Regions from separate parts of the Mus musculus genome. Here regions 2, 3, 4 and 5 are each linked to region 1. Evidence: chromatin loops called from intact Hi-C (ENCODE). Cell type or tissue: left cerebral cortex. All regions are shown on one strand. Links, peaks and the distances in the headings refer to the core of each region. The heading gives the core; the rest is flanking DNA. Region 1 holds the start of Map2 (microtubule-associated protein 2). Region 2 has its middle 130 kb from the start of Gm51629. Region 3 has its middle 35 kb from the start of Gm51629. Region 4 has its middle 25 kb from the start of Gm51629. Region 5 has its middle 120 kb from the start of Gm51629.

Evidence for each region. Hi-C counts contacts between places; a loop is a spot of excess contacts. Peaks named below come from ENCODE experiments on the same cell type or tissue, not always from the same donor. Only the 100,000 strongest peaks of a DNase experiment are listed, where the experiment ranks them.
Region 2: a loop joins it to region 1, with 2.5 times the contacts of the local background. A loop is called at or near these places in 4 of 42 quality-filtered maps.
Region 3: it touches region 1 in a loop (2.7-fold over the local background); 2 of 42 quality-filtered maps call a loop at or near these places.
Region 4: it touches region 1 in a loop (2.4-fold over the local background); 2 of 42 quality-filtered maps call a loop at or near these places.
Region 5: a loop joins it to region 1, with 2.9 times the contacts of the local background. A loop is called at or near these places in 4 of 42 quality-filtered maps.

What each region holds. Positions count from the first base shown.
Region 1 is chr1:66,317,647-66,324,061 of GRCm38, forward strand. It overlaps Map2 (microtubule-associated protein 2), which reads left to right and starts at 4,078. Exons shown (of 15, transcript NM_001310634.1): 1 at 4,078-4,496; 2 at 4,758-4,822. In left cerebral cortex, for the core only: no CTCF peak of the experiment used is centred there; DNase peaks (open chromatin) are centred at 3,308, 4,333 and 4,847; H3K4me3 peaks cover 2,419 bases; H3K27ac peaks cover 3,305 bases.
Region 2 is chr1:66,097,454-66,103,868 of GRCm38, forward strand. No RefSeq gene overlaps it. Among named protein-coding and RNA genes, the nearest start is that of Gm51629, 130 kb to the right of the region's middle. In left cerebral cortex, for the core only: a CTCF peak has its summit at 2,582; a DNase peak (open chromatin) is centred at 2,601.
Region 3 is chr1:66,191,967-66,198,381 of GRCm38, forward strand. It overlaps a transcript of Map2 not described here. Among named protein-coding and RNA genes, the nearest start is that of Gm51629, 35 kb to the right of the region's middle. In left cerebral cortex, for the core only: no CTCF peak of the experiment used is centred there; DNase peaks (open chromatin) are centred at 1,178, 3,330, 3,565, 4,489 and 1 more place; H3K27ac peaks cover 710 bases.
Region 4 is chr1:66,202,081-66,208,495 of GRCm38, forward strand. It overlaps a transcript of Map2 not described here. Among named protein-coding and RNA genes, the nearest start is that of Gm51629, 25 kb to the right of the region's middle. In left cerebral cortex, for the core only: no CTCF peak of the experiment used is centred there; a DNase peak (open chromatin) is centred at 3,652; H3K27ac peaks cover 1,306 bases.
Region 5 is chr1:66,112,446-66,118,860 of GRCm38, forward strand. No RefSeq gene overlaps it. Among named protein-coding and RNA genes, the nearest start is that of Gm51629, 120 kb to the right of the region's middle. In left cerebral cortex, for the core only: no CTCF peak of the experiment used is centred there; a DNase peak (open chromatin) is centred at 3,091.

The DNA.
Region 1 (6,415 bases), core at 909-5,908:
TTCTTCTACTTCTAGCATGTTCAAAGGCTCATGCTATATAAAATATATCAGACCTTCAGTATGTTTTTGTTAAAAAAAACTCCTACTTCCTTATTTATACTTGGCACCACTTTATTACCTATAATCTTTATACTACTTATGAGCTCTCATACGTAAGATTACATAACTGCTATTTGTCTTCTTTGATGTCTGACCCTCATATTAGTTCATGCCCTATGGTAGCTACTGATATTTCCCTTCATTGTTGTATGTTAGATATTTTGAAATCCACTTAAAAATGAGACCATAACCACATTTTTCTTTCTGTGTCTGGCTCATTGCATTTCAGTTCCAGGCTCAAGCTTGTGACAAGTAATAAAACCTGTGCTGATTTGTTTCAGGAATAACAATATCTACATGTATTTTTGTTCTGAAGCATTTGCAGCACACACATGTTTTCTATTCTCACCTGACACTTGGGTTGTTTTGGTATCCTCAGTGATCTGCATAGTGCTGCAATAAGGACAAGAACCTTTACTAGTTAGCTCTGTGTACTTTTGTAGTTTCTCTTAAAGCTAGATATTTACACCTTTTGCCATCTGTATAATTTATACTGTGATAGCTTTTGATAATTATCTTTCTATCTTGCCCTCCCATCTTTTCTTCCATCTCTCCTTCTTACCTTCTGTCATCTTTGTCAGGTGTGTTTAACTGTAATATTTATTGGTTTATGTGGACCAACTTAGCTGAAGGGAAAAAAAGATTATATTAAGCAGACTTTGGTATCATAATTCTTTGCAAAATGCTTACATATCTGCCTATTATCTCAAATAACAAAATCAAGACAGCTGGGCGAGAGTACATATTTTCTATTAATTTTTAAAGCAAAAAGCATACTATTTATTGTCTTAATCATTTTGAGACAAGGTCTCACTCTGTGATCCAGTCTGGCCTTGAACATGTTTTTCTGCCCCTCTTTTCTTTCTGAATTGAGAGTATATAAGCATGAACTATCATGCTCAGCTATAGTCAAGTTTAAAAAGATTGTCAGAGTATTTTGGCCCTAAGAAGCCTTCATTAACTATTATGATAATTTTTTAATTTAAAAAATTCAAACATAGTGTATTATAATATCAACAGAAGACAATCCTGCTCTTTCTGGTCATTTAAGAGCTTGCAGCCTCTTGCTAGGCACTTTGCAGAATTCAAAGGAAGTAGGAGAGAAATCTATTTTAAATTTTAAATAAATGTAAATCATACAGTAGAAATCAAAATACTGATTTTTATGGCAATGTAAGTAAAATATGGCATTCACATAGAATGCTTAATATGAATAATAGGGAAAGCATATGTACCACAAAGATGACTTTTATTGTCTTTGAACTAATCATCCATTAATGTAACTTTCACACTATTAAAAATCTTTTTCATATATAAGAATTGTATAAACATCTTTCTCAATACAGCTTCCCTGCTCCAACTCCTAGTCCTCCCATGTTTTATATCACTTCCACTCATGACCTTCTCTTCTTTAATTGTTATTGTATTATATGAGAGAGAGAGAGACAGAGAGAATTGAGTGTATCTGGTGTTGTTCAAATGTACATGTGTTTAGGACTAACTACTTGGGATTGGGCAACCAATCAGGGGATCATCCTTGGAGAGAGATGATTCTCTCTGTCTCAGCCCTTTATCTAGGGCCTCAAGAAATTTACCCCAGCCACACTGGCTTGTCAACTGATGCCTTCATTATACACATCTTGCTTAGGAAACCATACTTTTAAGACCTCATGCATTCAGCTTCTTTGTTCTGTCCAGAAGGAGAGCAAATGACACTATAACTCAGCAGGTCCTCTGGCAATGACAGTCTTTCCAGCCCCTCTTCTGGAATGTTCCCTGAGCCTTGGGTATAGCATTGCGATGTAGATTACCAATTATGACTGGGTACACCATAGTCACTTATTCTCTATGTTTTGATCAGCCCTGGATCTCTGTGATTCTGCATTCTGATGGGGCAAGAAATTTCTTTGAGAATTCCTGAGAACTGTACTAATCTATAAGTGAAAGGACAGGGATTTAGAATGTAGTTAGGAATTAGATTAATTTAGGAAAATAGCAGGAGTAGCTTCTCCTCGAGGGTCTATGACTCTCCTGCCATGTGTAGTTGGCTTGAGCCACACACAGTACCAGGCATGAATTCCTTCCTATTAAGCAGTCCTTAAGTCTAATTAGACAGCTGTTGGTTATCCCCCCAATAAAAATGTTGTTATTATTGCACCATTGAGAATATCTTATCAGGCCAGTCATTTTTGTGATTCATAGGCTGAGGAAAATCACTTCTTAAATCTGTAGTAAAAAAAGATTTTTGACTGACATCTCTACCTCTACATGCACATAGATGAATACATGCATACACACACACTGACACACACACACACACACACACACACACGCATACACACACATTGGCATGCACACATGCATGCATACAATACACCTGGACTTCCAGTTTTCCAGCATCATTGTTTTAGATAACCCCAGAAAGATTTACATTGTGATATATACGATCAACATGGGAACCCTGGCTCAGTTTGATATTCCACTTTCATGCTTGTAAAAACAACAATGCCAATAATGTCAGAAGTCCCAGGCCCTGATGGTTAAGCTGGGTGAACAAGATAGATCTGCAAAGGGCAGTTGATCCATCTGACTGCCAGAATGTAAAAGGAAGAAGGGCTGTTGCTATGATCACCCAAGTTCTGTGGCCTTATACACAGTCCAGCACAGACAGTAGGCAAAGCTGGTTCGTAAGATTAGTGCAGTGTGTCCTAAAAGGGGAGAATGTTGCTTCTGCAAATGAAAGGTTGACAAGATCAAAGGCACAGGATCTTACTGGATTCTGTTTTGCCTTCAAACAGCATAAGAGGAAAGAAGAGAAAGTCACTTGGTGAGAGGGGACAGCCCAGTGGGCTAGTTAGGAAGCCAGGCTGCTGCCTCTGTGTGGGAATTAGGATGTAGTAGCCCTCAGGCCCCAGCTTTCTCATCTGTGAGGCTGAGTGATTTCTGAAGATGCAGATATGGATTGGATCAATCCCATAGAAAAGAAAAAAAATGAATATTTATGAAAGCAAAATTAGCTCATGATCAAAAATGGGGAAGAACATGGCAGCAGGAAATGAAACTCCATCTTAATTGAATTGAAAGCACAACACAAATCTGTCAGAGGCAGAGCTTTCTAGAAGGAGGAGAAGGAACTGTATCCTTTTGTCTCCAGATTTTCTCCACTGTACTCCTGTTCTCTCTTCCTGGCATCTCCCTTCTCTCCAACCCCCACCCCCTTGCTTTTTGTTTCCGGTAACCATGGTGATACTTCCTCTCAGCAACCTTCTTTGCAGCTGGCCCTTTTGATACACAGAAAATTTACTCCATTTACTGGTTCAGGGCTCTAACAATGCTTTACCAATTCATCTATTAACCATTTTCTCCAGGATAATACAGGTGAAGAATTATTCTACAGTTAAGTCCCCTACATAAAGCACACTGTATGACAGGGATATTCAATTGTTAATTTCATTTGCTAACACGAAGGGGAGACTGGTTATGCCAAACACTGAGTTCCCTGTAATAACCTTCACCTCAGGGACAGCAAAGTCCCAGTCCTCAAACTGGTTGTCACCTTCTTTTGTATGGAACCAGAATAAAATGATTGCAGAGGGATATCACATGGCTAGCCTTGAAGTGACACATTGCCAAGCTTGTAGTTATCATATTTACAAAGCCTTTGAATTTTCTGTAGAAAAATATATACTAGTATATACACTTCTTTAATACATACCTTTTTGGGACATAAATAATAATATGGGATAGTTTTTAAATATTGTATTCATCTGTCAATGACAAAACCTCAAACTATCTCTAGTATACTTCATATAGATAATAAAATTCCAATTAATGATCATTTACTTATGTCCAGTTTGTGTAGCTTAACTTGCCTGTAATCCTATATTCCTGAAAACGAGTCTCTCTAAGCCTGCCCCGCCCCCACGTGTGTGTGTGTGTGTGTGTGTGTGTGACACAAAGGAGACCAGATGATGACATTCGTAGGCTTATAGACTTGACTCCTGGGGACACATTTGGATGGAGGCAATTAAAATGCCTGTCAGGCATTTGGTACCAGAAGTCCCCATGGCAAACCGCTAAATCCTAAGCCAGAGGCAGCATCCTTTTGTCAGTGAATGATGGCGGAGCTGAGTGGCTTGTCATCATTCTCGAAAATTCTAAGCCTAGTGAGCTCTCTCTCCCTCTCCTACTTGCCTTATTTTCCTTTCCGCCACTGCGGGGACTTTTTCTAATTTGCAGCTTCCCTTTCCACGGCACACACAGACAGGAGCTGGTGGCTTTCAGACTGCGTCTGTCTGGAGCTAGCGACACAGAACAGAGGGAGTGTTCCTGAAGCAGGGTTCTGCGGTGGCAGCTCTTACAGACTCCATTCGAGGGGTATTGCTGCATATCTACCGGTAATGCTTTAGGGCTTTTTACATTTTCTTTTCTTTTTAATCCACGTTTTCAAAGGATCAGCTTTATGTGGCCTCGGAATACTGTGTTTTAAATACGTTATTGAGCTTAAAATCCAAGCGCTGCCTTTTTTGTGCTCCAGACTCCAAGGCATACATTTATTATCTGGATATCAAGGATGAATGGACTTATTGGTGAGTTGTGATTTTTGATATTTATCTGACAAACCTATATGTATATATGTGTTTCTTTTGTTTCTCTAGGTTCCTCAGCTTGTCTCTAACAGAGGAAGCACTGATTGGGAAGCACTCAGTCAGAAAATTAAAAGGTACTGCATGATTTATTTGGACGTTTAAAGGAAGGGCAATTGAGAAAGAATTGGAATGCTTTTATTTTAGGTTTACCCTCATGGCTGGTTTTTTATCCCAGAGTGGATTGTCTGATCTTTGTCTAGAAGATGTAGGAGTTCTTATGCAGATTTCACCATCAGCCGAGGCTATTTTGAATAGAAAGTATCTAAAAAATATATGCCTTTTGTCTATGCTGCAAATACTAAGAAATATCAGCTTGCCTAGCTCATCTGTAATGTTTGGATTTTTGTCATTGTGACAGTTAACAAAATGTCTGAAATATGTGTATCACAAAGAAAATATATTTATTTGAACTTAAGAGAAACATGTTAAAAATTATTTTAGATGGAGGTTTCCTGTGGATCCATGCTTTAAAAAATAAATATTCTAAATAAAATGGTTCACCCTTTTAGATGGGAAGAGCTTTGGAGACTGAAGCCCAGGGATGACTCAGTGTTGTGAAATTTGGTGAATAAAATATTATAATTTCTATACAATATCTTTAGTATACAACAGGAAATATATTTAAAGTCAGAAATGGTTAATTTTCAAAAGAGCTTAGTATCATATGCTTTATTCAGAATTAATAACATAAGAAAATAGATCCTTTCTCTTGCTATGAAAGCAGTTGAATCCATTGATCTGGGCCTCAAGCCTTACATGAAAAATAATCATTTTTAAACTTAGCATGAGGGTGTATATTGACTTGAAAGGGCAGTTATGATTACTGCCTGCTCTTTAATTTTTTAACTTTATCTCTGACTTTAACATATGTTCTTGTCCACAAAACCTATATAGTAGTCATTTACCAAAAAAAAAAAAAAAAAAAGATGAAGAAGAAGAAGAAGAAAGAAAGAAAGAAAATGGAAGACATTTTCTGCCTTCCTGAGGAGAGACCAGTCAGTGCCACCCTTAAGCCTTTTCCTGGCATCCCGATAGAATCCTCCTTAGAATTCTCCTTTAAGACTGTCAGTTGAAAATATTTCATACTTTTAGCTTTCTAAAAACTATACTTTTTAAAAAATGGCTGAGACAACCGCTATAAGCTTGAAAGATTCTAGCCGTGAGAGTGTACACCATGAATCGGAGGATTTACAGCAGGTTCATTTTCTCTGCAATGGGTAATCACGAGCGACTTAATTTATTCATCCCACAAGCATTGCTGAAGAGCCCGGCTTCTGTGGGTAGTCCCAGCACAAGAGAGGAAGAGACACATGGCACTGTCCTCAGGCTTCCAACGCGTAGGCTCAACCATACATGATTCTGAACAGGAGAAGGAATTAAAATAAATAAATAAATGAGTGTGCTCTCCCAAGAGATGCCACGTTTTGTTCTTAAAGACAAATGACATGAAATGACATGGTTATGCATTTTCCTTGTCTCAGAAATTCGTCAGGAGAATTATGTATCTAAGCCTCAAACAAGCCCCATCCCTACCTCCATACCTCTTGGATGTGGGACAAATCATTCTTTTTGGAGGTTTCACTTAGAGTAAATGAAAATACTTTGTTGTATTTGATGAAAATTGTCTATTTCTTTCTTTATTTATTTTCTGACCAAACCCCTGTAGA
Region 2 (6,415 bases), core at 604-5,603, 220 kb before region 1:
TCTGTCTTAGTCAGGGTTTCTATTCCTGCACAAACATCATGAGCAAAAAGCAAGTTGGGGAGGAAAGGGTTTATTCGGCTTACACTTCCATGCTGCTGTTCATCACCAAGGAAGTCAGCACTGGAACTCAAGCAGGTCAGGAAGCAGGAGCTGATGCAGAGGCCATGGAGGGATGTTCTTTTCTGGCTTGCTTCCCCTGGCTTGCTCAGCCTGCTTTCTTATAGAACCAAGACTATCAGCCCAGAGATGGTCCCACCCACAGGGGCCTTTCCCCCTTGATCATTAATTGAGAAAATGCCTTACAGTTGGATCTCATGGAGGCATTTCCTCAACTGAAGCTCCTTTCTCTATGATAACTCCAGCTGTGTCAAGTTGACAAAAAACTAGCCAGTACAATGTCTCAGCATGTTTGTGGAGGCCAGAAGACAAATTAAAGGGTCAGTTAGTTCTTTCTTCCAACCATGTTCCAAGGATCGAAATCCAGTTGTCAGGGTTTGCAGCTCAGCCATCTCACAGATGTCCTTCCTTCATCTCTTTTCCTTTTTGGTCTGTCATAATTTTCAAACTTAAAGGCTTTTAGGCTTCCAATGTTGGTGTAAATATGCATTTAAATTATTTGAAAACATTTCACCAAAACAAAAAACAAAACAAAAACCAATAAACAAAAACCCAAGCCAAAACCAAAACCAAAAAAAAAAAATCCAAATAAGCAAACAAAGCAAAATAACAACAAAAAACCAAGAGCCAGTTCTTGGATTTCAACAAATACCCTTGCTCTTTCTGTCTTCATAAGAGAGAATGCTTACAATACTAGGATTCGGTAAAGAGATACATTGGGCTGGGGATGTGATCAGTCATAAAGTGCTTGTTTACTTGTGCAAAGCCTTAGATTTAACCCCAGAAAGAAAGAAAGAAAGAAAGAAAGAAAGAAAGAAAGAAAGAAAGAAAGAAAGAAAGAAAGAAAGAAAGAAAGGAGGAAGAGAGAGAGAGAGAGAGAGGAAAGAAAGGAAGGAAGGAAGGAAGGAAGGAAGAAAGAAAGAAAGAAAGAAAGAAAGAAAGAAAGAAAGAAAGAAAGAAAGAAAGAAAGAAAGAAAGAAAGAAAAAAGATCTACTAACAAGTAGATTACTCTTGACTTCTTATCTTAAAATTTCTCTACAAGAATACAAAGACCCAGTTAAACCAACAGAATTTTTCACATGAATGGATAAAAATAAATACTTTATAAAATTATCTTTAAAAAGACAACAACATTCAGCTGTCAAGAGTAGTGGACCTTTACAAACATCCCACACAATGTGTGCTGGGAATTGCTTGCAACACTAAGCACTGTTTGACTCTCTTATACATTGTATTGTTTATTATTATGGCCACAACCTTGGTGTGATGGTTTATACATGCTCTGCCCAGGAGTGGCACTATTAGTAGGTGTGGCCCTGTTGGATGTGTCACTGTGAGTGTCACCTAGCTACCTGGAGGTCAGTCTTCCACTAGCAGCCTTCAGATTACAATGTAGAACTCTCAACTCTGTGTGCACCATGCCTGCCTAGATGCTGCCCTGCTCCCACCTTGATGATGATGGACTGAACCTCTAAATCTGTAAGCAAACCCCAATTAAATGTTGTATTTTGTAAGACTGACCTTGGTCATGGTGTCTTTTCACAGCAGTAAAACCCTAACTAAAACACCTGGGAACTACTTCCCTAATTTCCTTACCATGTATTTTCTTGAACTCCTGTACAAATAAGACATTGGTAGAGAATCCTGCAATCAGGAATTGAGATTCAGCAGGTATGAGTTGTGCAGCAAACACCTTGAATTCTCTCTCAGTATGACTGTCACAATGGCATCGCATCCCAAGGCAAATCACAGCCTCAGTTCTATAGAGCAGCATTGGCAGCTGTTTTTTGTCTCCGAGAGGTGTCATCATTGTCTGCCTCTGATCCACCACACAGGGCAACAAACATGAGTCCCACTCTCTCTGAGTCTCCGAAAATATACCTGCCTTCTCCATCACCATTTTCATTTATTTAACCTTCCCAAACACTGGGAAAAACAATACTATATCAAATCACTATCTGCTTGAAATGGTTAATTCCTATTTTTATGATTGAACCCGGGTTAATCCTGTATTTATCTCCTGATTGACTCTATGACCTCTAATAGATATAGCTGACGTTAATTATTATTTAGGCAGGTACCGATGACATGGAGCATTTATGAGCTAGTAGGACTACTGCACATAGTTAGAAAGATATGTTTTCCCTATAAATCTATTATATAACTAAATCAATCACTCCTCAGTCACACTTGAAAGCTTATGTTAAGTTGGAAAGGCAGTTCTCAGTGTAGACTAACATATGCTCCACAATTATTAGTATGCTTATTATCTGTCACTTAATGAAAATTTTCAACTTTTAATTTAAATAGTAATTTTTGATCACTAATTGTTTTCTTATAAATTATATATATCATTTTGCTGTAATAGTTTTTGAAATAATAGTTACAACCCATAACTCTGTGACAGGCTATGAGAAATAGCAAATAGGAACTCATCATATAGTGACATAGCACCATCTCATGGAATATCAGAGGAACTGTCAGGGAAGTGTGACAGTAATGCTGGCACTAAACATCTGAAAAGTTCTGCTATAATATCTAAATTCTACTTCTCAAATGTTCAAAACATACTTCTTTTTAAATTCAAACAAAAACAAATTTTTACACAGACCACTGAATCCACACCTATCCCTCTCTGATAAGGAAACAGGCCTTCTGAAATTAAATGGCTACGTACAGGAGCATACACAGTTCACTATACACAGGAACTTCAGGTTTTAACGAGAAGTTATGCATTTTGAAGATGTTAAAATAAATATTTCAACACTAATCTGTTTGGTCTTAAGAACCACCTGAGATCCTACCACTCAAAAGGATACAGAAGAGCTAAGCTTCCATGCCACTCTGGGCTGCAGGATGAGACCCTATCTATACTCTAGAACATACACTCACACATACATAAAGCATACATAATTACCTTATATGCACTATTTCTTTAACACTTCCTTCAGGAAATTTTAGATATTTTATCTTTTTCACTACAGACTGCTTTGTTAGACAACATGATGACACCGTATAATTTTGCATGAGTGAATGAATGCCACTAAGTCCAAGTAGGTTATTCTTTACTTTGTTCCTTTTTGGTATTTATTGGATCAGGTAGAAAAATTCAAGTTTTTTCTAAGTTCAGAAATGGAGAACGGAAAGATGATTCAGAATGCAGTAACAGATGGGGGGTGGGGGGGAGGCGGACCTTACTATGGGTCAGATTCTCGTATTACAGCCTTAAGATTGCTCAAATTCTGATATCTCTAGCCCTATCAAGATGAACAGATTTAAATGGGGAGAAAGATGCCCAGCACCCACAGCAATAGCAACAGACTCACCTGGTACAGTGGTGTGTAGCCAAGGTACATGTTCACAGGTCAATGTTAATCACACACAAGCTGTGCATTTTCTAAGGGTTTTGCTTTGCTTTGTTGCTGTTCTGCTAAAAAAAAAAATGCACCTAGTTTGCCATATCTTACTTAAATTTTAGGTAATTTGTAAATTTCTTAATTTCAAGTTGCCTTTACATAAACTTATAAAGCCACAATTATTAAAATAAAATGCTAGCTATTGGGAAAATATTAAATGACATGGGCATATAGCACCATCTAATGATAAATTCATTTATCTGTAGAGCAGTTTTATTTTATTTATAAGTAGTAAAGGAGAATCATAAGAAAGTGACATGATTCCACTTAGTAAGTAGATTACCTCAAGAAGTTTGAATTTCTAGCTTTGTTACTGATATGACCCCCCCTACTAGTTTGCCGTGTGATAAAAACAAGCCACATTGTAATAAATATTAGCAAGAGTTCTCCACATGATTCTGTTTTGGGCACACTAGCCAGAGCTACCTATTAGCTTCAAATCCACTCTTCTTGGGGGTATGTGCCATGCTGGAACTTAATGTAGTAAAGCCCCTTCCAGCAAGCTTCAGCAGCAGAGGGAGCCTGCACGTGAAGAAAGACCTCCCTCCTCCTGGTGTGTTCTTCCTCTTCTGGCTCCTACAGTGTTTACCTGGCAAGTGTGGCATCCAGGGAAGTTCACCCCTAGGGAGGTTTCACAATACAATGTGGAAACTTTCCCAGGAAGTTCTGCAGGTGGCACAGCAGCCTGGCAGCAAGGTCAACTGCACCTTCATAGGTAATTTTCAACAAGAACAAAAAATGTTCTTTACACACACACACATGCAAACAAACACGTGCACACACACACATAGGGTTGGGGTGGAGAACATAACAAGCTGTATTCTGTGCTAAGAAGCTTCAAGATACTATTAAAGAAACATTGTTCAAAATCTATTTGCTTACCACATTTAACTTAAATCAGAAATGATGACAACAAAAAGATTTCTAAAAAAAATTCAAAAATATTAAAATAATATCTCTAATACCCAGGTTTTAAAGAGAATCTTCAAGAGGAAAATTTAAGCATTGAAACAAATGAAAATGAAATCACAATGTAATTTTCTTCCTATTTACCTACAAGTATACCAGGAATAGTGGTGGCCTATTTGAGGAACCTGTTTAAATTCCCATGCTTCCATATTTCTGATTATGGAGGTAGATGGTTGAGAGAGTCTGACAGTTTTCAGTTTTAGTGAACATATGAAGAGTCAGCATTCATTCTGAAAACGCAATTTCGGCAAATTTTTGTAATATCACTGAAAGAGAGTTCTAATGAGAATGGAATCTTGAGTTATGAAATATCATGTGAAAAGTTGTGCTTGTCTGGATTTGTAGTTCCTACTTTTCCATCAAAATTTTAAGCCACGTGGTGCTGACAGCCTAGTGACACAATCAGTGTCCCATGAGCCCCATGGCTGTCAATAAAAAAGATGTCTGACATAAAGTCTGTGACATTTCTCCATTTAGAAGTAAGTCTCCAGGACTGAGGATGTAGCTCAGTGGTACAGCACTTGCCCAGCATATGTGACGTCCTAGACTTAATCCCCAGGCTTACAAATGGATGAATAATAAGTAAGTAAATAAATGTCCAAACATTGAAATAGTTTATTTTATGCTCCTTATTGAATTTGTTCAAACATACACTTTGTTATAAAAAAGAAAAATTATAATGTATATTTATCATTAGCTCCCTGTTAAATTTTAATTGCAGTACAAATAAGTAAATTTATGTAAAATGCATTATTCGCTAAAGAAGGCTTTCGTTTTCTCTAGTGGGACTGTCCAATTGGGAACAAAGACTGCAGTTTGGATCAGCTGTCTCTGTTATGTTTACTGTTTGCTTGGTTCCATCTCTGGGTTTTCCTTGCTTTGTCTAATACTATGAGGAGGCCTCAAGTGTAGCAAGTGCAAACTGAGAGTCAAGACAACTATAATAACATTCCTTACTATACCTGCATTGGCTTGAGTTATCTAAAAATTCATTAAGTAGCCTTAAAATGAATCAAATCAGATAAGAAGCAAGGTGCCATATGGTAGAGTTTTTGTACATTCTAGATTAAATTGTGAATTTTTTTTAAAAAAAAAATTATTTTCTCTGCCCCGCTTATTGATTTGTGCATGGACAGACTTCTTTCTACCATGGAAGCTGTGGATGCTTTGATGGTCAACATTATGTTTCATTTCATTGTTTCTCCTTTTGTCATTACTACTCAAGCATTATGGCGCTTATACTACTATTTAATAATTGCTTAATTTGGTCTGATTCCTATCTGAGACATCATGGAAATAATTGAGAAAACATTTTAAAGACATAAGTTACCATTAAGTGAGAAAAAAAAGGGGTAAACTTCAACAGAACACCCATCAAGCATTGCAGCATTTTGAAGATAAGATTAAAAATTATTTCACATCAAATAAATCAATCTTCTTCCTCCTCACCCGAAGAGCATTTACCTTCTAATAGTGCAGATTCATGGGGCTGCTTTGAAAGAAAAAGTAACTTAATTACGGCTCATTGCCTGACTGTGAAGTGTACAGCACTACTGAAGCTAAAGTTATGCAACTGCAGGCTTGTGGTTGTACAGAATTAGTTATGTAAAATACTATTAAAGTGGTGGATCTCGACAATTGAGATAAAATTGAATGTGAAACTTGCCAATTGAAGAAGGATGGTGGTGAGGAGGGTGGCAAAGTAGAATCAGAGATTTAAGACACTTTTTATCAGTATATGAATTCAAAGGTTCAGGGTTTGAAATCACAGAGGTGATCAGCTCAAGATTTGAGTAGCAAAGATTGGCAAGTTGAAATAAAAACAAATTTAGGATTTGCATATCAAAACAATGTGAGATGTACATCTTTGAGGGCTGTCAGATCAACAACAACAACAAACCTACAATATGTT
Region 3 (6,415 bases), core at 623-5,622, 130 kb before region 1:
GAGAGAGAGAGAGAGAGAGAGAGAGAGAGAGAGAGAGAGAGAGAGAGAGAGAGAAAGAAAGAGAGAAAGAGACACACACACACACAGAGAGAGAGAGAGAGAGAGAGAGAGAGAGAGAGAGAGAGAGAGAGAGAAAGGGGGGACAAGGGTACAGGGAGGGAGAGAGAGAGATCCGTTTACTGAATTTGTAAATAAATTTATAAATAGCACCTATATATTTAACCTTCATTTTTCTATTGATTATTTCCAGTTTTAAAAAATAGCTTATATGCTCTGGGGCTCCTTCTCATATCACAAGACATTTCAAAAACATACAAAAAACAGTCACCAGTTATTTTGGAACAAATTAAATAGCCATGGCCTTACTTCCTGTGATAAATAAGAAAAATGTAGTTTATCATGTAGTTAACTCCAGTGATTTTATTTAGCATTTTTCTGGACACAAAGGTGGAAAACCCCTTCAATAGCATTTTGCAAATGATTATCTACCTATGAGGTTCTCAGACTTTTAGGAAAGGTAGCAAGGCTCTATGAGGAAGTCCGCACCCATCACTAAGCCCAGAGCTTTGAGTCAGGCCTATGTGGAATGTATTTCTAGTGAGCAGAGAGCTATTAGATTTGGCAGAGCAGGGCTTGCTCATGCTGCTTCTGGACTTGTGTCAGAGTCTTCAAGATGGAGTGAAGACACAGCCTACATCATGACTCCTGGGAGTCAGATTTCTTATTATTTACCACCCTCACAAAATCTAAGTGTATATATATTGAAACACATGATATTTTTAACACAGAAACTGTATTTCAAATTTATGATACCTATGTTATATAAATGCTCATATTTTAATCCAATAATAGAATTGAAAAAAATTCTTTTGGAAAAGTCTATAACAGTTTTTATAAGGATTTCATTTTAGAGTTAAAAAATACTGGCCTCAGAAGGACAGATGTTATGCTATTTCACTTAGATGTAGATTATTAAAAGAATATCATTGAAATAGAGTAGAGTACTGGGGATGTAGCTCAGTTCGTGAAGAGCTTGCCTACAGTGCAAGCCAAGCTGCCCAGAGGAAGCAGAAACCAGCCAAGCTGCCCAGTAGAGGTTTAGACCAGAGTCACTTGGAAAGGAGAATCTCCTATCTGTCCATCTGCTTGCAGGCTGTGCTGTGTGCTCCAAGTTTCACAGAAGGAGTGGGCCTTGGTGATGCAGCTTCTGATCCTGTAAGTAACTCGTCATCATCCTCCTATAAGTAGCCCCAGTAAAACAAATTAGCTTGGCAAGTTGGATTTTAGTGCTATCTGTACTTTGGTCTGATATGAGTTTTCTGTCTGAGGTGAGTGGATGCATGTATTCTGTGTCCCTAGGAAAAGTTTTGTCATACAACAAATATCAATTTCTGACCTTTTTGGGTAGTTCTTTATACCCCATGCAATAAGTGTTTGGTCATGATAAATTTAAAATAGTTCTATTATGATATGATTAGCACTTGAGATTGCAATAAGCAGATCAGGACCATTTTATAAAATGGTTCTATTTTAGATATTTTTCCTTGAGTAATACATTAAGTTAACTTTCTAAGTAGGTAATATGCCACCATGTGAAAGTATAATTTGTATTTGTTTGTATATGATATCTATACTAACATTTTATTCTCACTATTTTGCAATGACTCCTTTCTTACTGGCAAGAAAACTGTGGATGAAAAAAAAAGTCCATAGTAAATATTTTAAATGAACTTACAAATAGTTTTAGAACAGTTTGTTTAGGAGAAAACTTTATTAGCAAACATTTTTCATCCTATAACAGAAAAAAGAAGTGGTGCCTTTTTTGAGTAGTAAAATTTGGAGGTATCAAATAAAAATATCCATTTTTTATGGAATACACAGATTTGCCTTTGAAAAACATAGGAAGCTTGTAATTATCCTTGTGTTTTCTCTAACACCTGAAGAAAGTCATTGGACTTTCTGGTCTTCCAGTTACCAATTTACAGTGTGAGGGAATAGGTTTTGTTACCTCCAAGACAGCTTCATATTCTGAGATGCACTGGAAAGGAAACACAGTAACTCATCATGTGTGTAAGTCAATTCACCCTGTTACTAGGCTTCTGCTCTGCCAAGCCTGTAGTGGTTAGAATGCTGGGTAAACACATTTTTTTGTTTGTTTGTTTTTTGTTTTTTGTTGTTTTTCGAGTCAGGGTTTCTCTGTATAGCTCTGGCTGTCCTGGAACTCACTTTGTAGACCAGGCTGGCCTCGAACTCAGAAATCCGCCTGCCTCTGCATCCCAAGTGCTGGGATTAAAGGCGTGTGCCACCACACCCGGCTTTTTTTTTCTTTCTTTTTTTTTTTAAATTAGGAAAAAACCAAATGTCACAGAGGATGGCTAGATCAAGGAGGAGCCTTTAAGAGAAAACATATCCATTCATTGAGACTGTCTACTTTGTATTCTGCATTTCTTAATAAAAAACCAATGAGAGACCCCTTCCTGTAACTTGCCATATTAGCAATATAAAGAACAAAATTAGATTGTGCCTTTTCCATCCAGGAGCTGATTGACCAGTGATGAAGGCAGAGACCTCACACTCTATTGGTAACCAACAAGCTTCGAGGAAAGACCTCATCATCACTAGCTTACTCGATTAAAAGTACTTAAAACACCATTTTGGAGGTAGAGGCTAAAAGGTCAGAAGGTTAGGGGTTAGGTCATCCTCAACTCCATGACAAGTTCAAGGCCAGTCTGTCACATATGAGACCCTGTCTAATAAAAAAGAAACAAAGTAGAATAACTAAAAACGATTGGAGAAAGAAATGTCCATATGATAATGTTTAGCTAAAGAAGAGTCACATCATGATATGGTTATGTGTTAAAATGACCATTTGTGGTCATGATGTGTTAAAATATGGTTTTTAACACATAGCTGTGCTTAAGGATATAAGTATGAAAGCTATTGGGAAAAAAAAACAAACAAACAAGGTTGCAGTTAGGCTTTGGGAAGAGACTCAACCCTAGACCTTTTATCAATTGTCATTGCCCTTCGGGGAGTTGGTGTGTCGCTAAAATAAAATATCTAAAGGTAATAAGTGGAATCTTTTTACTCATTTTCTGTATGGTCACATTTTATTTAATCATGTAGTAAGTCTTAAAACAATCCATCAGATTTACTATGAAGCAACCATTTCTTGGGGACTCTTTGGGGTTCTTGTTGCCTGCAGATGATATACAACAGTGCTTGGAAATCTCCTGAGGATGCTTTTACTTGCTATGCCCTTGGAGGAGATGATGCTTCGGGAAAGGAGGCACGGCTGAAGGAATTATTGTACTGCGTTTCACCGCGGAAGGCAGCTGTTTGGAGTTATAATTAACATGTAAATTATCGAGAGGGCATAATGAGAGCTATTTCTTTCAAACAATATCAGTGCCATCAGAGCGAGAAAAGAGTTCAGGAAGGTTTCCGACTATGGACAAGTCACAAATGGCGAAGTGACAAGCTGAGAGGGAAGTGATTTATAAGGAACTGAGTGGACACAACCCGTGGATTGTCTGGGATGCGAGGAAGCTGGAAAGCTGAATTAATCGAGAGACAGACCTTCCATTCTGCTGGGCCTGGGTCCAAATTACAGGATAACTGTGCAGGGAGCCCATGCACACCATCACTGCCTCATCACAGTAGATGGGCTCTGAATTGGAGGACTACAGGGCTACTAGCATGGGTTGTCTTTCAATCCATGTGGTTTTATGAATCGAAACAGATGGCTTTTTGTGGAAGCTACCCTAAGACAGAATAGTGAGATTATAAACATAGCCAGAGGTTTTATATTAGCCACAATGAGAAAACCCATGAAATCTTTCAAGCTTGAGGATTTTCATCAATCAATTAGTTTCTGTTATATTTGTGCTCAAATTTGAGTGCTTTGTAAAGATTTAACTGTCCTAATCAATGGTGCACATAACCCAAACTGGTGTGTATATTATTTTGGCTGTATACATTAAGTCTTGATATTTAGTGGTTCTGAAATGGTAGAATGAAATGTCAGTGGAAAGGAACTGTAAAACATTGCTTTAGAACAGTATTTTTTTTTTTGTATGTGTGAGAGAGAGACACAAACTATTCAATTGAAGAAAGTAGAAAACCTTTAACCTCAAATTCTCGAGGGCATGGGATGATTTATTTAGGTTGCTATGAAATACCTATCCATCTATGGTTTTGTCTTTTGTATGATGGTAACATCCTTGAGGTTGTTCAAATGGTTAAGGACTGAAACTCAGTTCATTAACTGAGTGAATAAGAGAAGGCTTGGTATGTGTCCTCTCACAGTGGTGGACCATTTCCACCATTACAGTGTTGATAAGCATCTGTATTTTGCCTTTGTCCTCCCCACCCCCAGCTAGGACTTCTTCCCTGAAAGTCAGGCTCATATACTCAAGTACCTGCCACGTGCCTTTATGCCTGCCCCTAGACAGCAGAAATGCGCCATGTTCATAGGAGGAAACTCATTTCAGCAGCCACTAGGCTCCACCCTTCTTTCAGATCCCTTCTTATGTCATGCAAGTGTCCCAAATAAGAAACCAAAAGTTATCGCAGACTTCTAAATATATATGTCCTAAATATATATCTTTCCATCTTTACTCTCGCTGAAGTTTTTCTGGACCTTTCATCTAAAAAATGCAATATTTGATTTCCATGCCTCCAATCTTTTCCCATTAAAGTCAACCCTTGTATGAGCCAGTGCTCTTTAGAAACTGCACTTCTAACCACAGCTCTCCTCTTAAAAATCCTTCCTTCAATGTCTTATTAATATAGCTTATTAAATTTAGCCGCACAAGTCTGAAAGCATGCTATCTTCTCAGGCTTATTTTCAGCCACTCCCTGCCTGTATTTTTGGCCTCAGAAGCACCAAACAACTGGAGTCTCCAGACACCACTTGCTTTGCTCCTTCTTTCTCCAGTGAGTCCCTACCCCCACCCTATGACTAACTGCTTTCATCTTTCAAAACCTGCTTTTATATTTGCATGTCGCTGAATATTTATACTTCTTGCAGGAAGGAACTATCATATTCATTTTTGTAAATCCAGTTTCTAGCGGAGTGTCTGGCATATTCTGTGCAATAAAGTGATATTTTTGAACTGAACAGCGAAGTTGGTTCATGGTCCTATTTAGCTTTTGTTGGTGGGTTCTTTGGTTAAGTTCGTACTTGCTTTATATCTTATAGGGAGCTAGTTGTAGTCCAGTCATCCAGTGCAACAAGTATGTTTTACATCATATTTCTTGACCTACTTGTCCAGTGTCTTCATCATTCACTCTTAGGCTAGCTGTCTCGTCATCACACCCAAACCTTGGGAAACTATCTCTCACCCCAATTCTTTACCCTAACCCTAAATTATTGTGGTATTTTAAGGTCAGACAACATGTACTGAGCTTCAATAAAACATGAAAAACACCATATTTTCTAAAATATTTCTATACTCATAACAGAAAAAAATGCTAATATAGGGAGCTGGGGTAAAATTCCTCTAAGAAAAGATCATGTTCTGTGGTTGTGTACTTTTTGTCATCATTTTTGTTCTGCAGTGGTTATTATTACCTTAGCATTATATAGACAATGGCAGGATTCCTTTGTGTTTGTTCAGGTGTCTCCCCTCCTTTCCTGGGAGAACCCTTTCTGTTTTCATTTTCAGTTCTGAGTATAGTTTACTATAAAAATTTATTTCATACACCAGGTAAGTATTTTGCATGTTAAAGTGATGCTAGCATTTCATAAAATCCAAAGAAATGTGGTATGTTTAAAATCTGTGTTGCCTTGCTTAACCTAATGACCATAAGTGGCCAAATAAAGTAACAGCTAATAGTACATGGAAAATTATTACAGGTTTTCTTCAAACTACTTCAGATAAGTAGAACCTTGAACTTTGTCTTTGTAGGAAATGAGAATTTGGAATTTATGTCTCTCTCGAACAGTATTTCTGATCTTTTCCCAAGGACTAATTCCATTAGTATCAGTGAATGGAAATTAATAATTTATGACTAAACCTTACATGGGTGAGCATGTTATAATGCTAATTAGTGCCTTGTAATCAAAGATCTTGTGTGACAAGTACATGTGACTGACTCGCAAGTCAATTGTAAACACATTCCAATTGAGTACACCAGTTCACTAGCATTTATGAGAGACTGAGATATTGGAAAACATTTTTAATTCAATTCAGGTTGATCCTTGACTCATGATCTGAAAAAATTCTTATAGTTAGAGAGAAAATTAAAATCAAAATATAATCCAAATATCAATGTAGTAATGACTGTCGAGTATGTGAGTCATTCTGCTAGAATTCAATTATAATGAATTATTTTAAAATTGAGTCATAATTGAGATTTAGTTTGCTTTTCAACAAAATGTGATTTGAGAAAGCATGAAAGACACTTGCAT
Region 4 (6,415 bases), core at 653-5,652, 120 kb before region 1:
GTACAACATAGCACCAGTAAGAGAAAAATTTTCATCATACCGTGTCAATGCCTTACCGTATTTCAAGGAACATTGGATCTGAAAAACAATACAGAGAGAGCTAGCACAGTGGCTATCAGTGCTAGGGCAGCATTCACAATGATGGGACACAAATATTCCCCACATAATTACTTGAGCTTCAGAAATGTGTAACTAATAAAGCTGTAAACAACCATTTTAATAGTTTCAGCTGGTGGCCATGCTCTGTATATGTCTTCCAAACCAGAAACCTTAATAGCCCCCATTTTTCCTACATCCTGGTCATTAATAGAGCCAAATCTCTAGACCACATACAGGTCCATAGAGCCTTCACTGGCTATATTAATTCTGTGTGGCTTCTGTAACAAATTTCTACAAAATTTAAAACAATAAAAACTTTAAAAACAATAAAATCGTGGCAGGGAGGGTATGGGGGACTTTTGGGATAGCATTGGAAATGTAAATGAGGAAAATACCTAATTAAAAAAAAAAGAAAAAAAAAAACAATAAAATCCTCTCTCAATTCTGCAGACCAGGATTCTGGATTCAAAGTGCTTATGTGGCTCTATGGAACTCTAGTCCTTAATGTTTCTAGCTTCCCCTTAAATGTTGGGGGAATCATCTGGTTTGTGGTGCATGGCTTACATCTTTCTATTTTCACTCTGACATCTTCATATCTTGTACCTCCCCTATGTCTCTTATGAGGACATTTATCTTGGGGATTTAGACTCCATCCAGGTAATTCCGAAGGAATTCTTTATCTTAACAGTGTTTACTTAATTAAGCCCCAAAGATCTTTCCCCAAAACAATGTAATAGTCACAGGGTCTTGGAACTCTAGCATCTACATAAATATTCAAGAGGGTGTTGCTATTTTTTACTAGGACACTTGCCTTTTTGAAGGGTAGAGTAACAATATGCATACTATGGGTATTGTGAATAGAGTTTGGGGACAGGAGAGATATGGAGATCCTGAACCTGAAGTTTGGTCTATAGTTCTATCATTAAAATCCAAAAGCTAATGGGGCAAGTCTTGTACCCCATTATGATTATAATGGAATTGCTTCCATTATATGATTATATATGTATATATAATTCCATTATCTGAAAATAGTTCCTTTATAATCTTTCTTAATATCTAGTTCTTTCTGGATGTTAGACTGTGGAACTCCAAAGGTTAGCATCTTGGCATCAAGAGGCAACTAGAGAGTCACCCATTAGGTTATAAATGCGCTAAGTTTCCTGTACTGCGCCACTTAGCACATGAATACAGAAGGTGAGGCATATATTCTTTTATTCTTAATATAGAGAAGATAATATAGTCATAAAATTTCTTACAGACAAAAAGGAACATTTTGGGGAGCTCTAGAACTGCAGAAATACTTCATATGAATGGCATAAGGAAATAGGGTATTGAGGGGTGCTTTCTCACAACTTTCAGTTAATCTATACAGCTGTCACTTGGTTAATAAATCATGTTTTTAAGATAGTTTTGAGCATCTTGCCTTGAATTATGTTAGCTTTTATATTTTAAAAGTTCTGTACCTCCTAATTATTTTATTTATATTAAAATATAAAATCAATATTACACATGGGCACACATTAGAAGGAACAATGGTAAACATCTTTAAATTGCTTCCATGGCATTAATAAGAATCTCCAGAAAGTGCACTGTGGTTTAAAATTAATGGTATCATACAAAAGTATGTCATATAAATAGTCTCAGAAGCCTCAGTTTCTATTTCTTTCTTTTTTTTTTTTTTTTTTTGGTTTTCTGAGACAGGGTTTCTCCTTGTAGCCCTGGCCTTCCTGGAACTCACTCTGTAGACCAGGCTGGCCTCAAACTCAGAAATCTGCCTGCCTCTGCCTCCCAAGTGCTGGGATTAAAAGTGTACACCACCACTGCCCGGTGGTTTCTATTTCTTTAGCTGACTTCTTATCAAGCTGGAACACGATTTCAATGTCTTTTTATTGAAAATAGTAGTTCCTAAGGGATGCCCCTAAGTTAACAGTAGCAGCACTTTCTGGAAAATGTCTTTTCTCAGGGAGATGGACAAATCCTCCATGGCTTTTTATTTACCACTGTTTGTGATTACATTCCAGAACAATATAGGTGGGATATAAGACTAGAAACACAGCGGGGCAGTGGTGGTGCATGCCATTAATCCCAGCACTTGGGAGGCAGAGGCAGGGGCAGGGGCAGGGGCAGGGGCAGGTGGATTTCTGAGTTTGAGGCCAGCCTGGTCTATAGCCAGGGCTACACAGAGAAACCCTGTCTCGAAAAAACAAAACAAAACAACAACAACAACAAAAAGACTAGAGACACTGTTGTTGTATGTGTGTGTGTGTTTGTGACCTTGTGTGATTGCTGTTATTTCCCATTTTCAATGATGTATAAGGAGCATTTTAAGTCATTTACCTATTTTGTTGCGGATTGCTTTAAAAAAGCCTCACAGACACTGGCCTGGGAGCACAAAGTAGTAAGCAGTCCCCTCAGCAAGAATGTGGAAGTTTCTTTGACACAGTGTACTGGGAACCATCCAGAGGCTGCTTAAGAGTAATAAGTGATTTTTTTTTGACACATAGACCATGTGAAGACTTCATTGTCATCTAATAAATGCTAGAGATATTTCACTTCCATTTTTCTCTTTAGTAAAAATATATAAATAGAACTTGTCAATTATATTCTTACAGTATAAAAGCTACCATTTTAATGCATCACAGTAGTTGACTACCTATATGTTTTGTTATTAGCTTCTGTTCACATACTCCTCTATGAGTCATAATGAAGTGTTCATGTATACTACTAAACTGTCCTTTCCATCTATCTATCTATCTATCTATCTATCTATCTATCTATCTATCTATCTCTTATTTTATAAATAATATAAAATTCTTACCTTGTGGTTAAGGACTATGATAGCTAATTTGGAAAGGCTCATTTCAAAATTGATTACATTAATTTAAGAATTCAGATTCTAATAAGAATTACCTCACGATATCTTATTAAAATGAGCTTCTTGTACATCATCTAAAGATATCAAAACTGCATTATATACCTCAAGCCATTATTTTCTACCCACAATTTAGAAATTCTCAGTTCTTGCGATAGGTTTTGAGACCAGTAATCAAGTTTAAAATATGACCTTTATGTTCTCTGCTGAGCTTGTAAGACGATAACCTCTAGTGGGAGACCTGAAGGATATAATCTAAGTATACACAGTTTGAATAAGAGCAACTGAATTGCTTACACATAAATACTGACATGACACTTACCTGGACACTATTTTTTTTTTAATGAAATTAGGATCACCCCAGCAGAATCAACTTCTCTCTCTATTTTAGTGAGGTAGAAGATGTACAGCTCTGAGAGTGTGCCCTTCTGGACTTCTGTCTCCTCTGGTAGCTGTTGGGTATGATAACATCATCTGGCACATCCCATCTTTATCCATGCCTGCAGAGCATCCCTCCTTAGCCATGGCAAATATGCCTTTGTCAAAACCCCATTTTCTAACTGGTCCCTGACTGATTCACGTACTAAGCAGAATGGTAGTGCTTCATAAGGATCCTCAGCACAGTTGCTACCCAGTGTGTAGGTACAGCTCTAGGAGGCTAAACATAGCTCTGTTCCCGGCATCTTGTTTTTCTTCTGCAGGCCTGAGCCTCATTTGTGTGGGTTCAGTGAGGACTTGAGATGCCAGGTTTCTCCTGAAGTCCAATTTCTCTGCTTGAAAAAAACCTCATTTTAATGAGCAGTTAACCTAGTTACTGTCTGCATAATATGTGAATCTTTGCATTGTATAAATGCATACCTCAGCATAGCTGTAGCCATTTCTAGCCTCTGTCTGTAATTCTATATACAAAGATTGTGTTGCTTGTTAGTGGGATTTTAGCCAGCTTGAAATTGATGCGGAAGTATTGGATTGGAGGAGCCAAAGGAATACATTGGAATAAAAAAAAATATGTTTTTTCAAGTAAAGCCTTTAGAGTCAACCTGATCACTTCTTTGAGGTAAAGCTAAAAAGTAAGAGGGAGTTTGAAATGACAGGTTTCTCTAGGAATGGACCTGTGATCTCAGAGTACACAGTATGGGGGAAGTTTGACCTATATGCAAATAAAAGAGACCTATTTCTTCGAGCGATTGGGTTTCCCTAGCTTCTTCAAGGAGATGAAACCCACTTTCATCGGTCCCCTGGCAGGCTCTTCTCTCTAGAAAGGAATTCTGTCTGCAACCTGCCTCTTTCTTTTGAGCACAGGTCAGTCTCTTCCTTTTAATCTAAAGACATTCTTGTACTCTTTGTATCTTGTCATTTACCTAGAGAGAAGTCATGATATTTATTACTTCCTTATGAGATCCTCAGACATATCTCAAGCTATTTCATGTTTTTCGGTCTCTGATAATGACATTTCTGACAATGTATATTTTTAGAATGTAATTGTTAGTTGGATTTGAATAAAGCCACACTAAAGAATGGATGCTTATTTCAGCATCTTTAGCAACCATGTGGTGGATACCTGTGGCAGATAACCCCATCTCTCATGCTGCCTTTTCTCTTTAATCCACACTAAAATAATAGCTATGGTTCAAGAAGAAATATGGAGGCCTCCATGCAGGAACAGTGTAATATCTTTCTGAGCACTACTCTTGCAAGCTGACATCATTTTTCCATGTCAGAACTAAAGGGGATGCAATGGCTCACTATTGTCTCTACAAACATTGTTCATCTTTCTTATGTATAAATAATAAGTCTCTATGTTTTTCTTTTATCCTAAAAGAGATTTAGATGTTGACCTTGAATATTTTTGCTCCTCATTCTTGCATTGCAATCCTGGATTTGCTTTCTTTGTTTTCTTGCTTGCCAATGCTCATTGATGGTTTGAGTGTAGCTTAGGCAGAAAGTGATTCTGTCTTCTATAAAACATGATTCAGGCAGGGTGGAAGTGTGCTTCATGGTCTCTGTGCTTAGGACTCTGTTATTATGTCTCAGAATGACAACCTAATTGTAGAGATGTTGTTGTTCCTTTCGAGATGGCTTGAACCCCGGATATTCCTCTGCTTAATGATGCATAATCAGCCATTATCCATCTTGTATTTATGCTTTTGTGAAGAAATTAATGACAGACTGGCCGTGAGAGTAATTGTTTGGCACTTGCCTAGCAAATTCATTCCAACATTAGCCAGAATTTATGTTTTAAAAAGCAAGTTTCCCTTCAAGAAACAAAACAGAAAATTTTATCACTTATTACCATGAAGATACTTTAATATTTGGATGTATATACTCTTACTTTTGAGACAAGGAATCCATAGCCTAGCATGTACAAAAACTTACTAAGCATTGGGGGGACGACCTAAAACTCTAAAACTTCCCAACTCTATCTCTTAAATTTTGGAATGTATACTTTTAACATATAACAGTGCAGCATAATGGTTTAATATTGGCTGCAATAAATGTTTAGATAAGCACATGTGAGTATGTGTGTGTGTGTGTGTGTGTGTGTGTGTAAGTAGAGGTTAAATCACTCAAAGTTTTTCACATGCTCATTAACAATGAAAGTCTTTAAGGCAAGAAACTTGCACAGTTCACACACACCCTCCTAGCGTACTTTGAGGCTCTACTTGTCTGTACAAGGTTTGAGGCAGTAACCAAGATGCTTGCTTTTGCAAGTAAACCAAATTCTTGGTTATAATCTTTGTCTATGCCAATTCTTTTCCCAGTTAAGGGCTACTGTTGTGCCTTTACTCTGATGGAAGCAAAAAAAGGCCCACACCAAGTTGACCTATGGGTAACCGTGTGGAGCATTTCCTTGATTGATAATTGGTATGGGAAGGCTCAGTTCATTGTGAGTAGAGTCAGCCCTGGGCAGGAGGTCTGAGATTATATGAAAAAGCAGACAGACCAACCCACGGGGAGCAAGTCAGTAAGCCTATTCCTCTACGGTTTCTCCTTCAATTCCTATCTCCATATTTCTGCCTTGAGTCCTTGCCCTGACTTCCCTCAGTGATGGAATGTAACCTAAGAGTTGCAGATGAAATAAATCCATTCCTCCACAAGTTAATAGTGTTCATGTTTTTTAATTGCCTTTTTTATTTTTGAGATTGAAATATAATTTCTTCATTTCCCTCCTTTCCTTTCTTCCCTCTAAAGCCTCCTATATACCTTTCTTCATTCTATTTTAAATTCATAGCCTTTAAATCTATCTATCTATCTATCTATCTATCTATCTATCTATCTATCTATCTATCACATTTAATATATGTATATATATGATGATAAATAATATGTTCTCAATTAATATATATATTTCTAAATATATAAATATAACTCATTCAACCTATATAATGTTAGTTGTGTGCATGTTTTCAGGACTTGATATTTGGTTTTGGACAACAAGCTTGC
Region 5 (6,415 bases), core at 926-5,925, 210 kb before region 1:
TCTAGCTGGGCTGACTTGTCTGGCTCAGTGGAAGAGGAAGCACCTAGCTCACAGAGACTTGAAGTAACAGGGTGAGGAATGGCAATCGGGGACTCCCACCAGCTCAAAGGAGAAAGGGATGTGGAGATGGGGGAAGAGATGTGTGATGGGGTGACCAGGAGGGGGACAGTAAGCACAATGTAAAGTAAATAAGTAAAAAAAATAAATTAAAATTTTTGAATATATATTGTATTCTTTGATGAAGCACCAAAATAAAATTTATTACAAATTTAAAAAGCTAAATCTATCATATGATATGATTATACCACTCCTTAGCATATGCCCAAATGACTAGGTATTCTTAAAAATAACTTTAAAATATTTTTAAATGTATTGTCTGAGAAGTTCATACATATATACAAAGCATTTTGATAATATCTATCCTCAACTTGTTCCCTCCAATGCCTTTCCACACCTTCCATGCAGATAGCTTCCTACAATTAACTCAATGAGTACATTTAGGGCTTCTGCCTGCGTGTTCAGAGTGTGAGGTCATCTACTGGAGCATGGGCAAATTACTATTGGCTCTATCCCAAAGTAAGGTGATTATCCCTCCCCCGGGAGCCATTAACTGCCAATAGTGCCTCAGGTAGGAGTGAGGACTTTCAAGGCCGTCACCAGATCCGTGCTAGCACGTTTGATTTTAAACAGGAATAGTGCAAGTAAGCATAGCTGTTGTTAGTTCTGTGTCCAGTAGTCATGCCATGTCCAAAGAGAAGATTTTAATTGTTTTAAGAAGTCTCCCTCACTACAGAATTGTTGGCGTATCCACTTCTCTTAACTATAGGCTTGATTTTCCTCAAATGGGTTTGAAAGAAACTGATCTTACCTGAAGTTTTTCAAATTACATATTAGATTGATTTCTTCACATACAATCCTAAACTGTTCATTTTTTTAATTTAAAATTGACAGTATTATTTTTTTCTTCAAAACTTCTTTTTAAATTTTATTTATTCTTCTCTTATATATTACATCCTAACTTCTTGCATATATTATATCCTCACTCCTCTTCTCCCAGTCCCTCCCCTGGTCCTCTCTTCCTCAGAGCCACTCCTCCTCCACTTTCCTGCAGAAAAGAGGAGGCCTCCTAGGGATATCAATGGAACATTGCATAACTGGGCACAAGCCCTCATATTGAGTCTGGACAAAGTAACCCAGCAAGAGGAAAAGGGTCTCAGGAGCCGGCAAAAGAGTCAGAAACAGCACTACTCCCACGTTAGGAATCTCACGAGAATGCAACCATAATGCATATGCATAGGACCTAGTTCACCTCCATACCAGCTCCCCGATTGTCCCTTCAGTCTCCGTGTGCCCTGTGAGACTGATTCTCTAGGCCATGTTCTTGCCATATCCTTGACTCTTCTGGCTCCTACAATCTTTCCTCTCCCTATTCCATAGGATTCTCTGATCTTTGCCTAATTTTTGGCTGTGGGTCACTGCATCTGTCCCCATCAGGTGCTGGATCAAGTCTGTCTGATGATGATTGGGCTAGGCTCTAGTATATGAGTATAGCAGAACTAATTAGGTACCATTTCATTTACTTATTTTCCCCAGTCATTTTTAATTCTATCCCATGTCTCTGTGCTGTCCAGTCTCTGGTTTCTGGCCACCCAGGCAGTGTGCCAGGATCCTTTAATACAGAAAGACGAGTGAAATTTAAGCATAATAACTTCCTTGTTCTGTTTCACTAGATAGGCCAAAGGTTTTCCAGTCTCCTTTGAAACAGATTGACTGTTATGCAATGTTAGGTTCTTCAGAGGCAGAGCTTGAGAAGAAAATCTGTGGGCAAGTAAGATTTTGAGGAAATATTGGAGGTGTATAAGTTACCAGACAAAGGTTTAATCTTCAGAAAAATGTCTTATGGGTAGCTCCAGCTTGATCCAGCAAGGGAACTCTGAGACATGAGGTAAACCTCAGAATTGTCTGCATCTGTGAGAAGGGAACTGAGGTCAACATTTCCACATGAGGTGGTTTATATCTTCATACATAGATGTATACTGTAGTATATATACATATACAGATACAGTTGTTTTATATCTCCATACATACATATACACTGTAATATCTTCATATCTGTCTCTCTAATAGATAGATTAGAGAAAGAAAGAGAGAGAGAGAGAGAGAGAGAGAGAGAGAGAGAGAGAGAGAGAGAGAGAGATTTATTATGTCTCCAGGTGACTTTGTGTAACTTATTTTCTCACATGACATGATATCTGCTTTATTCAATTTTTCTTCTTTTGGGTCGAGAAATTCATCCAACCTAATATTATTATTATTAATTATTATTATTATTATTATTATTAATTTTATGTATATAAGTACATTGGAGCTGTGTTCAGACACACCAGAAGAGGGCATCGGATCCCATTACAGATGGTTGTGAGGCACTATGTTGTTGCTGGGAATTGTATTCAGGACCTCTGGAAGAAAGGTCAGTGTTCCTAACTGCTGAACCATCTCTCCAGCCCTCATCCAACTTTTTAATTCAGTAATAGAAGATAATCCAAAATTTTGGAAATTTGTTTTTCTTTTCACAAGAGTTTTAATGTAACTTCAATTTTCTTTCAAGGTTTATGTTATCAATATCATTTAGGATACATATATATATATACATATATATATGAAAATTTTCAAATGAGTAATACAAAATATTTAACTGATTTTTTAAGGATTTTGCATTTACGTTTTTTCATTGCTAATTTTGAAATTTTCATTGCTAACACTGGATATCAGTTCTGAAGCATGTATACATTTCAAAATATTTCTAAGAAGTCCCAAAACATCATAATTTACAAAACAGCTATAAGAAAGCCTATGAGTGAATGTGTTCTTGGGAGCTGCAGAACTCACCAGTGACTGGGCCCTGGAAAGGAAGAACCAGAATACGCCACAGCTGGAGACAATAAAGGTTTCCATCTTTTCTATAGAATACATCTCAGACATGCAGCAAGTGACATTTTACACATGCCCTGGGGATATTTTTACTGAACGCTAATTTCCTGTGAACCCGGGAGGATCTCCAGTCTTAACTCAGCTTGGCAGATCCCCAGGAGAAGGCTGAGTCAGCAAACAGCTTAAGCTTCTGTTGGTTCTTAAATCTTTACCAGCACAGGGAACTGGCTGCTCTGCATGTTACTATGCTTCTTAGAAGAAGCATATGACAAGGCAAAAAGCAATGGTGGTAAAAACAAAATAGCCTTGCTAGGCTGTACTATAAATTGTGAATTTTTTACTGACCAATCAACTTGGTCTTAATTTTTGTGGATTTATATTCCTATTTAATTAACTGAACATTCATACATTTAATTATTGGAATAACCATATTGACAAGCAGTTTCTCTTAGTTTACATTAAAATAGAGGTTCTCAACCTGTGGGTTGGGAAGTCACATATTAGGCAGCCAACATCTCAGATATTTACATTACAATTCATAAAAGTAGCAAAATTGCAGTCATTATGTAGAAATGAAATAAATCTATGGTTGTGGGTCACCATGGCATGAGGCACTTAATTAACGGTCTCAGCATTAGGTAGGTTGAGAACCACTACATTAAAGAATAATTGAAGTTGTAGGCTACTAATAGCTTTTAAAGTGAGGCTATTTGTGAAAAGAAGAATGTGTATAGACCTGATGTTTAGTTTAGAAACCCGGTAACCTCAAGGAAGAAAAATATTACATTATATTCATATAATGATCCACAGTTGTTTCAATTACTGCAGAGATCAATGTATCAACTCTATATCCACATGGGTTCAGTTCTCCAAATTCTTTAATGGGAGAGAAGGCCTCATAACTGCAGAGAAAATCTTGACTGTTCTAAAGACAAAACTCCTAGGGACATCATCAGTTTTCTAAAAGGAAGAATTCACTCACGATGGTAACCATTTAACAGGTTGTACTAGACACCTATCTGCAATGCAGCCAGGAAGCTTTGGCAATACTGCGGTTAAACCACACAGCAGGGTCTGCACACTGAGCCTTTTCACTTGGGTCAACACATATCACAAATGTATAAAATAAGTGTGAGAATTGACATAGATAACCTGTAACTGATACACCTTTTGTTTGTATGAGTATCATTAAAATACCTTAAGGGATTTTAGTGGGATTAAGTTCTCTCAAAGCCTTTTGCTTTCTGTTCTCAGAAGAAGAGTGAGTAGAGGCAAATGCCACGAATGTTTGCATATTTTATTATAGTGTTAATACTGAGGAAAGACAGTGCGTACTTATAGTGTGCAAGAATTTGGTTCAATTAAGCTCCAAATTGTAGGCAAGTAAGTAAGCTATAAAAAATTCTTCTCAGATATTAATTGTTCTATTACTCATTTTCCAGGAATGATAATGTGCTGTTTGTGTTTGTATCTTAATCTGTAGAAAATCATTAAGCTATGAGTAGTTTCACTAGCTGAAACTAGGAAATGAAAAATATTTTGTGGCATTTGGTAGTAATTTATCAGTACATAGGAAGACACTGGTAATAGAATTGTAGATGTTTATATATTTGTTAAAGTGATTTGCAAATTTGATTGTTTTCACTTAAAAAATTACAGTGCAGAGGAGATAGTTCATTCAATCGAGTACTCACTTCATAGGTATGCATGAGGAACCCAAAATTCAAATGAAAAAGAAAAGTGAGGCATAGGGCACACATTTGTAATCTCAATCTTAGGCAGGAGAAAGGTGGATTCCTTCGGTTCGCAACCATTGGTATGGTCTGCTTTGTGAGTTCTAGGCCAACGAGAGAGTTTCTTTCAAAAGCAAAAGGTAGGCAGCCATCAGAGGAATAACACTTGATAGTGTCCTCTGACTTCCATATGCATTTTAACACAAACACATCATATTACATACAGACAGGCAGACAGGCAGACAGATACAAACACATGATAGAAGATAGATAGATAGATAGATAGATAGATAGATAGATAGATAGATAGATAGATAGATAGATAGGTAGATAGATAGATAGATAGGTAGATAGATAGATAGATGATTGTCTGGCAAGGTAAGGCTAAAGCAGTTATTGCCTGATGGTCTAAAGTTGATCTTCAGGACCTACATGGTAGAAGGAGAGAACTGCTTTTCACACTTTCACAAGTTGTTTCCTAACATCCACCAGACATCTACATGTGCACCACAATGTGACTACCTACAAACACAAAACCACACATACATATATACAAACAATTTTTAATTTACAGATTATGTTAATTTTTAACTTCTAGTAATTTAGATAAACGATACATCTGTACTGTCTTAGGGTTTCTTGGTTGTGATAAAAACACCAAGACCAAAAGCAACTTGGGGATGGAAGGGCTTATTTCATCTTACAATTTGTTCTCTATCATGCAGGAAAGTCAGACCAGGAACTAAAGGAAAGAATCTGGAGGTAGGAACTGATACAGGGGCCATGGAAAAATGTTACTCATTGGTTTGTTTTTCATAGTTTGCTCAGTCTCCTTTTGAATAGCACGCAGGACCAACAGCCCAGGGTAGTACCACCCAAAGTGGGATGGGTCCTCCCATATCAATGATCAATCAAGAAGATGCCTCACATGCTAGCTTAAAGGGCAAATCTGCTGAAGCATTTTCTCAATTGAGATTCCCTCTTCTAAAATGACTCTAGCTGTGTCAACTTGACATAAAGCTAAGCCAGCAAAGCCACCACGTTTTTTTTTTGCTGTGAGATACAGTTGGGGTCAAAAATCTCTCAATAAAGTTTTATATAGCTGGGATACTAATTAGACTCTTTAACTTCAGGTAAGCCTGAACATAATTATCAAGGTAGGAAGAGAAGTCAGACTGGATTAGTTCATTCCAAAAATAACTATTAATGTAGCAAGAACCAATTATTGAATATATTTTGCAAACCACCCCAAAGACGAACTTCTTCTATAGCTATGCAGAAAATCTGTCTAGGGTGTACTCAGAGTCAAAAGTTTGTTTTTAGAAGACATTGCATCACTGCTTGCTACAGTTGCACCTTAAGTGTGGTCAAAGGTCTATATAACATGGTCTTCAGCATGATACAGGTAGGAGGTAGTAAAATGTTTAAGCATTAGGACCTTGTAGGTATTTAGATTATTGGATGGCCTTGAGGAAGACAGTGAGATCCAGGCTCTTCTCTTCCCTTTGATTCCCTGGCTATGAGGTGAATAGCCTTTTCCTACTGCTTACGACCCTCCGTGATTATGTGGCTTCATCACCAGAAATGTAAAGGCAACAAAGACACTCTCAGTAATGGACTTAAATTTCTAGAATTTTAAGGCAAACAAAACCTTTTATCTTTGTAAATTGAATATCTTGGGTATTTATTATAGTTAGGAAAAACTAAGGATCATATTACTCTTTCCTTATCTCTAATGTGGATGATCAACC